Linked DNA regions of Homo sapiens: region 2 is linked to region 1. Evidence: read pairs that join two places in POLR2A ChIA-PET (ENCODE). Cell type or tissue: MCF 10A. All regions are shown on one strand. Each heading gives the region's core, and the rest is flanking DNA. Links, peaks and the distances in the headings are about the cores only. Region 1 has its middle 29 kb from the start of LINC02777. Region 2 overlaps LINC01358 (long intergenic non-protein coding RNA 1358).

The links. Peaks named below come from ENCODE experiments on the same cell type or tissue, not always from the same donor. Only the 100,000 strongest peaks of a DNase experiment are listed, where the experiment ranks them.
Region 2: POLR2A ChIA-PET joins it to region 1 with 11 read pairs; 5 of 35 experiments call an interaction of 5 or more read pairs at or near these places.

Annotation. Positions count from the first base shown.
Region 1 is chr1:58,930,778-58,936,157 of GRCh38, forward strand. No RefSeq gene overlaps it. Among named protein-coding and RNA genes, the nearest start is that of LINC02777, 29 kb to the left of the region's middle. In MCF 10A, for the core only: no CTCF peak of the experiment used is centred there; DNase peaks (open chromatin) are centred at 1,174 and 2,244.
Region 2 is chr1:59,055,100-59,060,479 of GRCh38, forward strand. All of the region lies in intron 2 of LINC01358 (long intergenic non-protein coding RNA 1358), which reads left to right. Among named protein-coding and RNA genes, the nearest start is that of LINC01358, 37 kb to the left of the region's middle. RefSeq lists an enhancer at 1,554-3,321. In MCF 10A, for the core only: no CTCF peak of the experiment used is centred there; a DNase peak (open chromatin) is centred at 2,302.

The sequences.
Region 1 (5,380 bases), core at 265-5,264:
CCTTGAGTTCCAGCGTGTCTTTGCACACTTAAAGCCCCTTTGCTTCAAAAGCATTCCCCTCCTCTTCTCTGCCGAATGGTCTCCTATGACAGCACAGCTAGCGAATTTGCAGCATCCAGTGAAAAATGAAAATGGGGGGCTCCTTGCTCAAAAATCGTTGAGAATTTCAAGATGGTAGAGCAGAACATTCAATCATGTATGGGGCTCTTCTGTGCTCATGGCCCTGTGGGCCTGCCCATGAAGCCATCTCTGCCTACTCCTTTTCTGAGATCACCTCAAATGTCACCTGATCTTTGAAGCAGTTTTTACTCTCCAAGACCAACAATAGGAAGACACAAAACGAAGCACTTCTTCTGTTCCAGGCATCATGCCAGGTGCTTTACAGATAAGGTCTCATTTATTCCTCACAACCACTCCATGAGGTAGGTAGTATTATGATCCCCATTTCTCTGATGGGTAAACTGAGGCTCAACAAGCAGTTGACAGAGTTGGCATTTAAACTGAGGGCTGCCTGAGCTTAGAGCTCATGGTCTTACCTATCAGGCTGCACCAACCCTTTCCACCACATGGTCTTTCAGTCTTGCTTCTGCTCTCCAATTTATAGAGACCCTAGGCCCGGGTCCTGTTCCTTTAGTCTCTGGGTATCCACCCCCTTAGCATGTCTGGTCCCCAAATACCCCAAGAGGCCAGTAGCTTTCCCAGCCTAGAGTACCTTCAGGTTTCCCAGGAGACATATGTGGAATCGAAACACTTTTTCCTTTGGGAATTATCGGTCATCCCCACATCCCCTGTGTCCCCAAGTCCAGTCCATTTGGTTTCTTTAAAAGGTATCTTGAGCCCCATGCCTCACTCCCAGTGCCAGTGTTAGCTCAGGCCTTTTTATCCTCTGCTAGACCTCAATGTCCCCTTCACTAGCCCTTCTAAATGCAGGCCTGACCATGTCACCCCTTCTTAAAATCCTTCAGTAGCTCCCCACTGCCCTCAGGTCCCTTAACCTGGCACACAGGACCCTGCCCACCCCTCGACTGGAACCCTCCCACATGATCATCACTAATTAATTACTTACAATTTCCAGAAGGAGTCATGTCTTGTCATGCTCCCGTGACTGTGCACATAATGTTCTCTTACCAGGAATCTGATCCCATAACACTTGGAAAACTCCTCCTAACGAGCCGAGGCTCATTTAGCATCACCTCTTACAGGAAGCCTTTCATAACTCCTGGCTCTTCCAAAGGCTGAGTTCCCATAACGTCCAGGCTTACTTCTGGCCCATCACTTAACTGTATTTATCCCAATTGGGCTGAGAGCCCTTCGAAGGTAAAAACTGTATCCAAGTCACCTCTGCATCTCCAGCCTCCAGCATGGGACCTCTTTGGCAACTGGAAGCACACAGTAGGTGTTTTCTGAGTAAAATCTATAGATGAATGATGTTCACCTGTCTGGCGTCAGGGATGCCCTTGCCACATCCGGGGGACAGCTACATCTTGGCAGCAGACAGAGAACAAACATCCAGGTGAGAACAGGACCACTGAGAGCTCCAGAAGGAAGCAAGATGGATGGCTTGATTACCTGATGTGCTTGAAGATTCTGAGAGCAGACTTAAATTTCTCACTGAGGGGAGAGGGATGTGTGTACCTAGGAAATAAAGCTAATAGATTTTTTTTTTTAAATGAGGCAGCAGTTTCAGTGAAAAGAATAAGTCATATAAAAGCAAAAATTTAATCATGATACAATATGGCTTAGCTGTGATTTATGTGGTCACAATGCTATAAAAACTAATCTAACAAAAGGAATGTTATATCTAGATTGGAAAGTTGGGAAAGGTAAAGTGTTTCCATGACAGAAGAGAGCTAAGTCGTTCTCTTTTGTAATGGAAAGTCAGTAGGCCATATAACTAATGAAAAAATTAAGAAAGAGACATGTAGACATAATATTTAGAAGCACGGACTTAAATACTGGAAGAAATATTGAACAGTGGCTGTCTCTGGGTGGTAAGATTTGGGCGTGGAGGGAAATGGGGCTGGGGAATGGGCTTTGTAGAACTATCTGACTTTTTGAACTATGTACATAATATTGGTAAGACACAAGATTAATTTTTAAAATACTGCTTGTGGTTTGAAGGCAGGAAAGTGTTGCAAGGCAAGCACGTCTGTCCAATCAGTCTGACTAATCTCCCTGAAATGCCACCTTGGGCATTTCTTCAGAGCCCTCTCAGGCCCAGGAACTGGACTGGGCTGGTCCGCCTTGCAATGCCCTCTGTGGCCTGGCCCCACCCTCCATGCACACGCCCTTTGCACCTCATTGACTGGCATCCTGCCATTTCTCCTGCAGATGCTATACCTCTTACCTCTAGGCTTTTGCCTAGGCTGTGCTCCTGCCTCTGTGTAATGCCTTTCCTCAATCTGCCCTCCCAGCTCCTTCCTCCAGCTGCCTGGGACAAGTGTGTTTGCTTTACCCCAGGACAGCCCTGCATTCAAGGGAGATTTTATTTGCTGCTTTCCCCTGGGCCTTTCTGTCTTGGCTCACACAGTTTGACAAAGTAAGAAGCCCTAGCAAGCCATGTTGCAGGCTCACCTCTTCTGTCTCATAGTTGAGGGCCTCTCTGAGTCTGTATCTTTGTCTGGAAAATCGAGATCTTCAGGCCTACTTGCCAGGATGTTTGTGAGAGTAGGTTGATGTGATGTTTATCAGAGATCTCAAGATAAACATCCTATTTCCAGTCCTCTCTTCTTTTGAAAAATCTCTGCCTGATAGCAGCTGTAGCTGCAGCAAGAGCTAATATCTATAGAATGTTTACAGTGTGACAAGCACTGCACTAAGTCATGCATTGTTTCATTTAATTCCCACATGACCCTCATTTTACAGATGAGGAAACAGAAGCTCATTGAAGGCAACTTGAAGGTGGATCTACATGTCCCTCCCCCACATTAGACCACAAGAGGCTCAAAGATAGGGAGAAATGCACACTCATGTTAAAGCTGCATTATTCACAACAGCCAAAAGGTGGAAGCAAGACAAGTAAGTGTCCGTTGATGGATGAATGGATATACAAACTGTGGTATATACATATGATAGAATATTACTCAGCCTTAAAAAGGAGGGAACACGCTACACATGGATGAACCTTGAAGATATTATGCTAAATGAAATAAGCCAGACACAAAAAGGCAAATAATGTATGATTCTACTTATATGAGGAGGCTAGAGTAGTCAAGTTCAGAGACAGAAAGTAGAATGGTGGATGCCAGGGGCTGGGGGAAAGGGGTCCAAAATTTTACTTTGGGAAAATGAAAGTTTTGGAGATGGATGGTGGTGATGGCTGCACAGTGCAAATGTACTCAATGACACTAAACTGTAATTTTAAAAATGGTCAAAATGATACATTTAAGGTCATGTATATTTTACCACAATAAAAATATTCTTTTTTTTTTTTTTTTTTTTGAGATGGAGTCTTGCTCTGTCACCCAGGCTGGAGTGCAGTGGCACAATCTCGGCTCATGCAACATCTGCCTCCCAGGTTCAAGCGATTCCCCTGCCTCAGCCTCCTGATTAGCTGGGACTACAGGCACCTGCCACCACAGCTGGCTAATTTTTTGTGGTTTTTTTTTGTTTTGTTTTGTTTTGTTTTGTTTTGTTTTGTTTTTTAGTAGAGACGGGGTTTCACTGTGTTAGCCAGGATGTCCCAATCTCCTGACCTCGTGATCCACCTGCCTTGGCCTCCCAAAGTGCTGGGATTACAAGCGTGAGCCACTATACCTGGCCAAAAACATTCTTTTTAAATGTGGTTAGAGACAGAAAGTAGAATAGAGGTCACCTGGGGCTGGGGGGAATGGAAGGAAGGTGGGTTTTTTTGTTTAATGGGTAAAGAGTTTTTTTGCTGGGGATGACGAAAAATTTTGGATGTAGATAGAGGTGATTCACACTACATTGTGAATGTGTTTAATGTCCCTGCATTGGACAATTATGAAGGTTAAAATGATAAATACTATGTTATGAGTATTTTCCCACAATTAACAAAAAATGGAAGGGAGACCCTGTGCCTCTTTGGTTTTTCTGGACCTAGAGGCTCAAGCGGGGTCTGGCAGACAGTAAAGGTTTACTTGAGAGCATTTGTCAGTTTGAATAGGCTTTTGTTGGAAGGCTGCCCACAGGAAAAGAACCTGAATAAGAAGGAACAAGATCAGGATTCCCATCCTGACTCAGTTTTTTGGCTAATTCTAGCTTCCCCCTGGTCAAAAGTTCCATGTATATATGGAATCCCCCAAGACAAAGACTCGACTGTAGTAACATAGACAGCAGCTATTAATCGCTAGGCTTTTTACATACACATAACTGTAGCCAACAATTATTGTATACAGTCATTGCCGCAGGGAAATTGGTTCCAGGACTCTTGTGGATACCCAAATCCAAGGATGCTCAAGCTCCTGAGATAAAATGGGGTAGTGTTTGCATATAACCTACACACATCCTCCTGTACACTTTAAATCATCTCTAGATTACTTACAACACCTAACACAATGTCTAGACATCACTTCACTTGTGTGGATTTAACATAGTACTTGGTACATGGCAAATTCAAGTTTTGCTTTTTGAAACTTTGCAATTATTTTTTTCCTGAATATTTTCAATCTGCAGTTGGTGCAATTCATAAATGCAAGACCCACGGATCCAAGAGGCCGACTGATACTGTTCTAAGCACTTTTCATGCCCTACTACAATACCTCTGGGATTGTTACTATTATAATCCCCATTTTGTAGCTGAGAAAATGGAGACTTACATTAACTAACCTGGGAGAGGTCAATAGCCAGGCTGCAGGGAGACTCAGATTTGCCCCCAGATGGTCTGGTTTGCTTAATGATCATGGTACTTGCCTTGACTCTACTCTGATGGCCCCAGCCTTTCTGCATTTCCTCCAGCCCCGCTCAGGAGGGAAGGAGAAGGCCCTTAAAGGGAGGAGGGAAGTTAAGGGCTTCCGAGGCAGGAGGCTTCTGAGGCAAGAAGGCATTAATACAAGATGAGGTTCTCAGGTCCCCAGCAGAGCTCTCTGCTGTCACCCATGTCACAGAAGCAGGGCAAGTCAGACTGGCGAGATGGGCTCCACATTGGTACAAACACAGGCTTGGGCATGGATCAGGATGATTTGGTTCAAGGGCTGGCCCAGTATTTGTTGGTCACGTGGCCCTGGACAAGCTACTTCACCTGTGCAATCCTCTGTGTTCTCATCTGTAAAGTGGCGACAGCAGCGGTATCCATCTCACTGGGTTTTATGGGGATTAAATAAATTAGTAAACGTAAACCTGCTAGTGAGAGTGGTGCCAGGCATGGCAAGCCCCACTAGCAGAGAGCTAGGATTGTGCTTGCGAACTTCCTGGAGTGATG
Region 2 (5,380 bases), core at 205-5,204, 120 kb after region 1:
ATGATATGAGAGAGTAAGACTCTGTGTACAGAGGGGAGGGAGGTCATGTTATTCCAAATGGAGTGGTCAGGGAAGGCTTCTCTGAAGAGGTGTCATTTAATTCAAGATCTGAAAGTACAGGTGAGTCAGCCATGTGAAGACTGGAGGGAAGCATATTCCAAAGGGAGGAAACAGGTGATGAAAAAGCTCTGGCAATGGAATGATTTGCCCAGTTCAAGGAACAAAAAGAGCGCTAGTGTGGCTGAAGCACAGTGAGAAGTGGAGAATGGAATGGTACCAACTGAAGTTGGAGAAGTTAGCAGGGGCCAGAGTGTTGCTTCCAGGGCCAAGGTAAAGGCCTGACTTTTTATCCCACGTGCAGCAGGGAGCCATTTGGGCATCTTTGAGCAAAGGAGCAACATGATCAAATTTGTCTTAAAACATGATTCCAATCACTTGCTGGACAACGGAGAATAAAAATAAAGAGTTAGCGGTGCAGACAAGAATGCTGGGAACCTGGACCATGGAGGTAGAGAGAAGAAGATGAATTTGAGGGGTGCCATGCAGGTAGAATGGATAGGACTTGCTGATGGCTTGGGTCTAGGGAAAGACAGACTCATGATCAATTGCTAAGTCCCAGGCTTTTTTGTCTTAAGAAATTAAATGGATGGTATTACCATGCACTGTGGGTAATTGGGGAAGATGAAAGTTTGAGGAGAAAATATAAATCAAGAGTTCTGCTTTGCGTATCACTCTACACCCTTGTGGTCTATATTTAAGGTCAAAAACAAAACATAAAAAAACCTGAAAAAGAATCACTAGAAAACCTTAGAGGATAGAGATCATGTAGCTCCGTTACAACACAGCTAGCCATCTGGTTTTCTTATCCGCCACTAATTAATCAATGTGAAGCAGCCAGATAAGTAATAATTACCATTATAACAAACCACAGAAAGATATCCAGAGATTGCCAAGAGGTCCATCCTAGTGTTAGAAGCAACCAGGTCAAACCCCATCAGAAGATGCCTAGTCAGACTGGGAGGGACATTCCAGGCAAAGGCACAGCTTGTATTCCAGAAGCTCAAAAATGGGCAGGAGCACAGTGACCTGGAACAGAGAGATAAAGGGACGCTCATGAGAGATTTACACTGTAGGATGATAGATCAGCATTTTATGTTGTAAGTGAGAGGCAAGTACAGGGAAATATCATCATGTGAAAAAGCTGGGAGGAAAAACAGACTCATTCATTTGTTCATTCATTCATACATTCATTCAACAAATTCTTATGGAGCCCAATCTTTGTGCACAACTGTTCTAGGTACAAGAACTAACAATGAACAGAACAAAGGGGTGTGTGATCCAGTCCTTGCTCTGTTCACTGAGCTCTGCCCAGCGGCTGGTTGCTTTCACACGAGGAAAACCTTTTTTTCTGCTCTCTTGGCACAAATTGCTGGAGCTGAATGTACCAGGGTGGGTGAAGGGGAGGATGAGGTCAGAGAGGTAACAGGGCCAGGCAAGCCATTGTCAGGATTTTGGATTTTACTGTGTACGGAATGTGTTTGCCAGAACAATGCGGGAGTTGCAGAGAGAGGTGTCCTGTGTTTGTTCCCAGTCTTCCTTCACTCACCTGCACCTGCTCCTGCCCTGCTTCGGCCAACATGTTCTATGCAGGTAGGTAAAAAAGTTGGAAATTTCATTTCTCTCCCTGTGTCTCTAAGATGACATCTATCAAACCTCTGATTCTCTTTTGGTTCTTTACAGAAACCCCACTTGAAATTTTCAGGTAGGATGGGGAGAAGGGCAAACCTATTGTTTCCTTCAAACCTAGTAATATCTAACTGAACCCTCTCTATCGGCAGGGTGGTTTTGCTGATGAGACAGCTGCAGTTTGGGGAGTGTGATATCAAGGAAAGCAGTGTCTTGAGTCTGTCACTTTCTCTCTCTGTCCCATTGGGTAAGTCAGTTCTCCTCTCTGGTTGAGAAGGAGAGGGTTTGGGACTCAAACTTTATTCTTGTTAAGTTTCCTTTCTCCTCTAATATTCCTTGAACACTTGTCAGTTTTTTCCATCTCAAAAGTTCCCCTCTTCAGGCTTTGAAATGTGTGAACTGTTGAAAAAGACTGGGAGGTGCAGAGTGAAGAGGGAATGGGGGCTGGGCAGGCCTAGAGGGGTCCAGCACCAAAGAGCAGCCAGAGCCCCGGGGGGCCGTCTTGGTGACTGCTGGGGAAAGTACTAGCTCTCCTCGCAGAGGGAGCTCTGACAGGCTCAATCCAAACCAGATGTGCAGCAGAGAGAGCACAGCCTATTACAAAGTGTTGTGAAATGGCCCAGGGGAGGTAAATAAGCAAAAACAGGCCAGTTGCCTAGCAGCACATACAACAAAACAAGCAGCCAATCCATTCGCATTGGACAGGGCAGAATAGCTTTCTGCAGTAGGGAAAAAGAGACAGGGAGGGTTTGAGTCTGATGAGGACCCAGGGGACCTGCTCTCCAGCAACCTGTTCCCACTCCCTCCAGGCCACTCCTATGCTGCGGGGTGGCAGGGCTGCCACTGGACCTGCTCAGCCTGGTTCCACAGCCTCGGGGGCTTTGCACCTGGCTAACCCACAGGGTCATGGTCAGGGCCTTCCCCCCAGTGGTGGATGGTTGGGGTGAGGGCTGTCTGCACCCACTCCTGAGAATGGTGCTTGGCTGTATCCACTAGGAGGGGACAGGACTACAAAAATCTGCTAAAGTTCTTTGACAAGGTGCTTTACATGTGACTCTCCGTCATTCATTCCTTCATATACCATGTATTTCTTGAGTACCGTCTATGTACCAGGCACTGTGACTGACTCCAGGAGGAGACGTAAAGGAAGAAAATAGAAACACTCTTTGCTCTCTAGGGATCTACAACCTATGGGAGGAGACAGAAATTAATAAGGAATTGCACAATCAAATGCATGATTGTAAATCATGCTGAATGCTTTAAAGGAAAAGAAAGGGGTTGAGGAGTTGGATTCAAACAAAGTATTCTGGGCAGGCCTCTTTTAGGAAGGCAAGTTGAAACTTAAAGAATGAGCAGGGATTAGCCAGGTAAAAAGAAGAGAAAGGGAGTCCCCAGAAGCAGGCAGGCAAAAAGGCCTTGAGGTGGGGAAGAGGTGGCTGCTTGGGGTAAATTACAAAAAAGAGAGTGGTGCTGGAGAACTGTCAGTGAAGGGGGTGGTGAAGTAGAGAGGGAGGCAGGGGCCAGATCAAGTAATCCTTTCCATGAGAAAAGGATATGAGATTTTGTCCTAAGTACAATGAGAAATCTTTGGGGTTTATTTACTGATGACAATACTGAGGAAGCTTCAGGAGTCCTGAGTTGATCAGATTCACTTTTTAAAATTAAAAAAAAAATTGTGAGACAGGGTCTCTGTTGCAAGTCTGGAGTGGTCTGATCATAGTTCACTGCAGACTCGAACTCCTGGGCTCAAGCAATTCTCCTGCTTCAGCCTCCCGAGTAGCTGGGACTACAGGCATGCGGCACCACACCCAGTATATTAACATTTTTAAAAGATTACTCCTGGGTACGACATGGCAATTCTGAAAGGGAATGAGAGAGGGGACAAGAGGGAGGGGTTAGGAGGCTAGGATTTTAGCAAAGTAAAAGTGTAGAAGTCCATAAACTGGCCCAAGGTCACAGGCAGAGCTGAGATCCAAGCCTGGACCTATGTGGTAACCACCAAGCTAGTGTCTCCAGGTTTCTGCCTCCCAAGACTAACTTGCTGGAGCCGTGGAAGCCACCTCAGCTCCTCTCCCAAGGAGTAAGTGTGTGTCTCCATCAGAGCTGGGGGGTAAGCAAGCACTGGCCTGGAAAGAACTCATTATGACAGTAGCTAGCCATGCCTTGCTGTCTGCCCCCCTCTGTCTGTCTCTCTCAAGCGCTGTCTCTCTCTCAATCTCTCTCTCTCATACACACACACACATGCACACACACACACATATACACACACAAATACCCTCCCTTCATTGTGACTCTACTCCCCCTACTCTCCCAGAACCTGAATTGAAAAAGCACTTTTTCTCCAGCTTCTCAGAATTTTCGGTAGTGTCAAATGTTCTCAAGGAATTCTTGCAGAGAAGAGCTCTTTGCAAGCACAGAATACATCCCAGTTGCTTTTGTAACCTCAGCATGAACTAGTGGTGACAGGTGACAGATGGACCATGAGTCTGGGAACTCAGTTTCGATTCAGGCTTTACAATGACTAGGTGTGCCTTACGAACTTTTTAAAGTGGGGACAAAAATTCTACTTGCTTTTCAGGATTATGAGGATTAAGTGAGACAATGTAGTATAGGAAAAGGCTTTGAAAATAGCAAAGCTGTGTATAAATATTCATTGTGATATTGACACAGATTCTGATCAATCAAAAGTTGCACCTGAATGGATTGGTGTTTTCCTGTCTCCCCACCTGTGACACACCTGTGCACAGAGTCAGGGGTGCAGCCCTTCCTTCCAGCATACATCTAATCCAGCTACCTCTCTATACATATCCTGCAGATGTTAAGCACATACAGGGCTAGCCCTCCTTTCTTACCATGCACACCATCAGCTTCATCCTCTGCCTGCTTCTGTTCATATCCTGGCAAAGGGAAATGAGAAAATTCTGGTCATCCCATAGCATCAAAGGCTTCTGTCCATAATATTACAAAATTCTACTAAATCGTGATATGGTAAGACATAATAATAAAGTGTTGTATTTGGATTATCTCGGTGATTCCAAGATATTAGTCATTTTTGATCCACCTTTGTTATTTTTGCCATATATGGGTATCATCATGTTATATTGCCGCCAATGCGCTTTAACGTCATTCAGTGTAGATTCAGTGAGCTCTGCAAGTCTGTGTCAGTGTATTAGTCCATTCTTACATTGCCATAAAGACATACCTGAGACTGGGCAATTAATTTTTTTAAAAAGAGGTTTAATTGGCTCATGGTTCTGCATGCTGTACAGGAAGCATGGCTGGGAAGGCCTCAGAAAACTTACAATCATGGTGGAAGGCAAAAGAGAAGCAGGCACGTCCTACATGGCCAGAGAAGGAAAAGAGGGTGAAGGGGGAGGTGTGATACACTTTTAAGCAACCAGATCTCATTAGACTTACTCACTATCACAAGAACAGCAAGGCAGAAATTCAACCCCATGATCCAATCATCTCCCAAACCCCTCCTCCAAAACTGGGGATTACAATTCAACATGAGATTTGGGCAGGGACACAGACCCAAACCATATCAGTTTATTTTATTCTACATCATGGATGTCTAGTGACCCTAAGCAGGAAAACACACTGCTGGAGTATTAAGCCAGCATTTACTCAAAAGGCCACTCCAGAGCCATTTCAGTTACTTTCATCTCTGTTCAACACCAGAAGTTTTATTAGT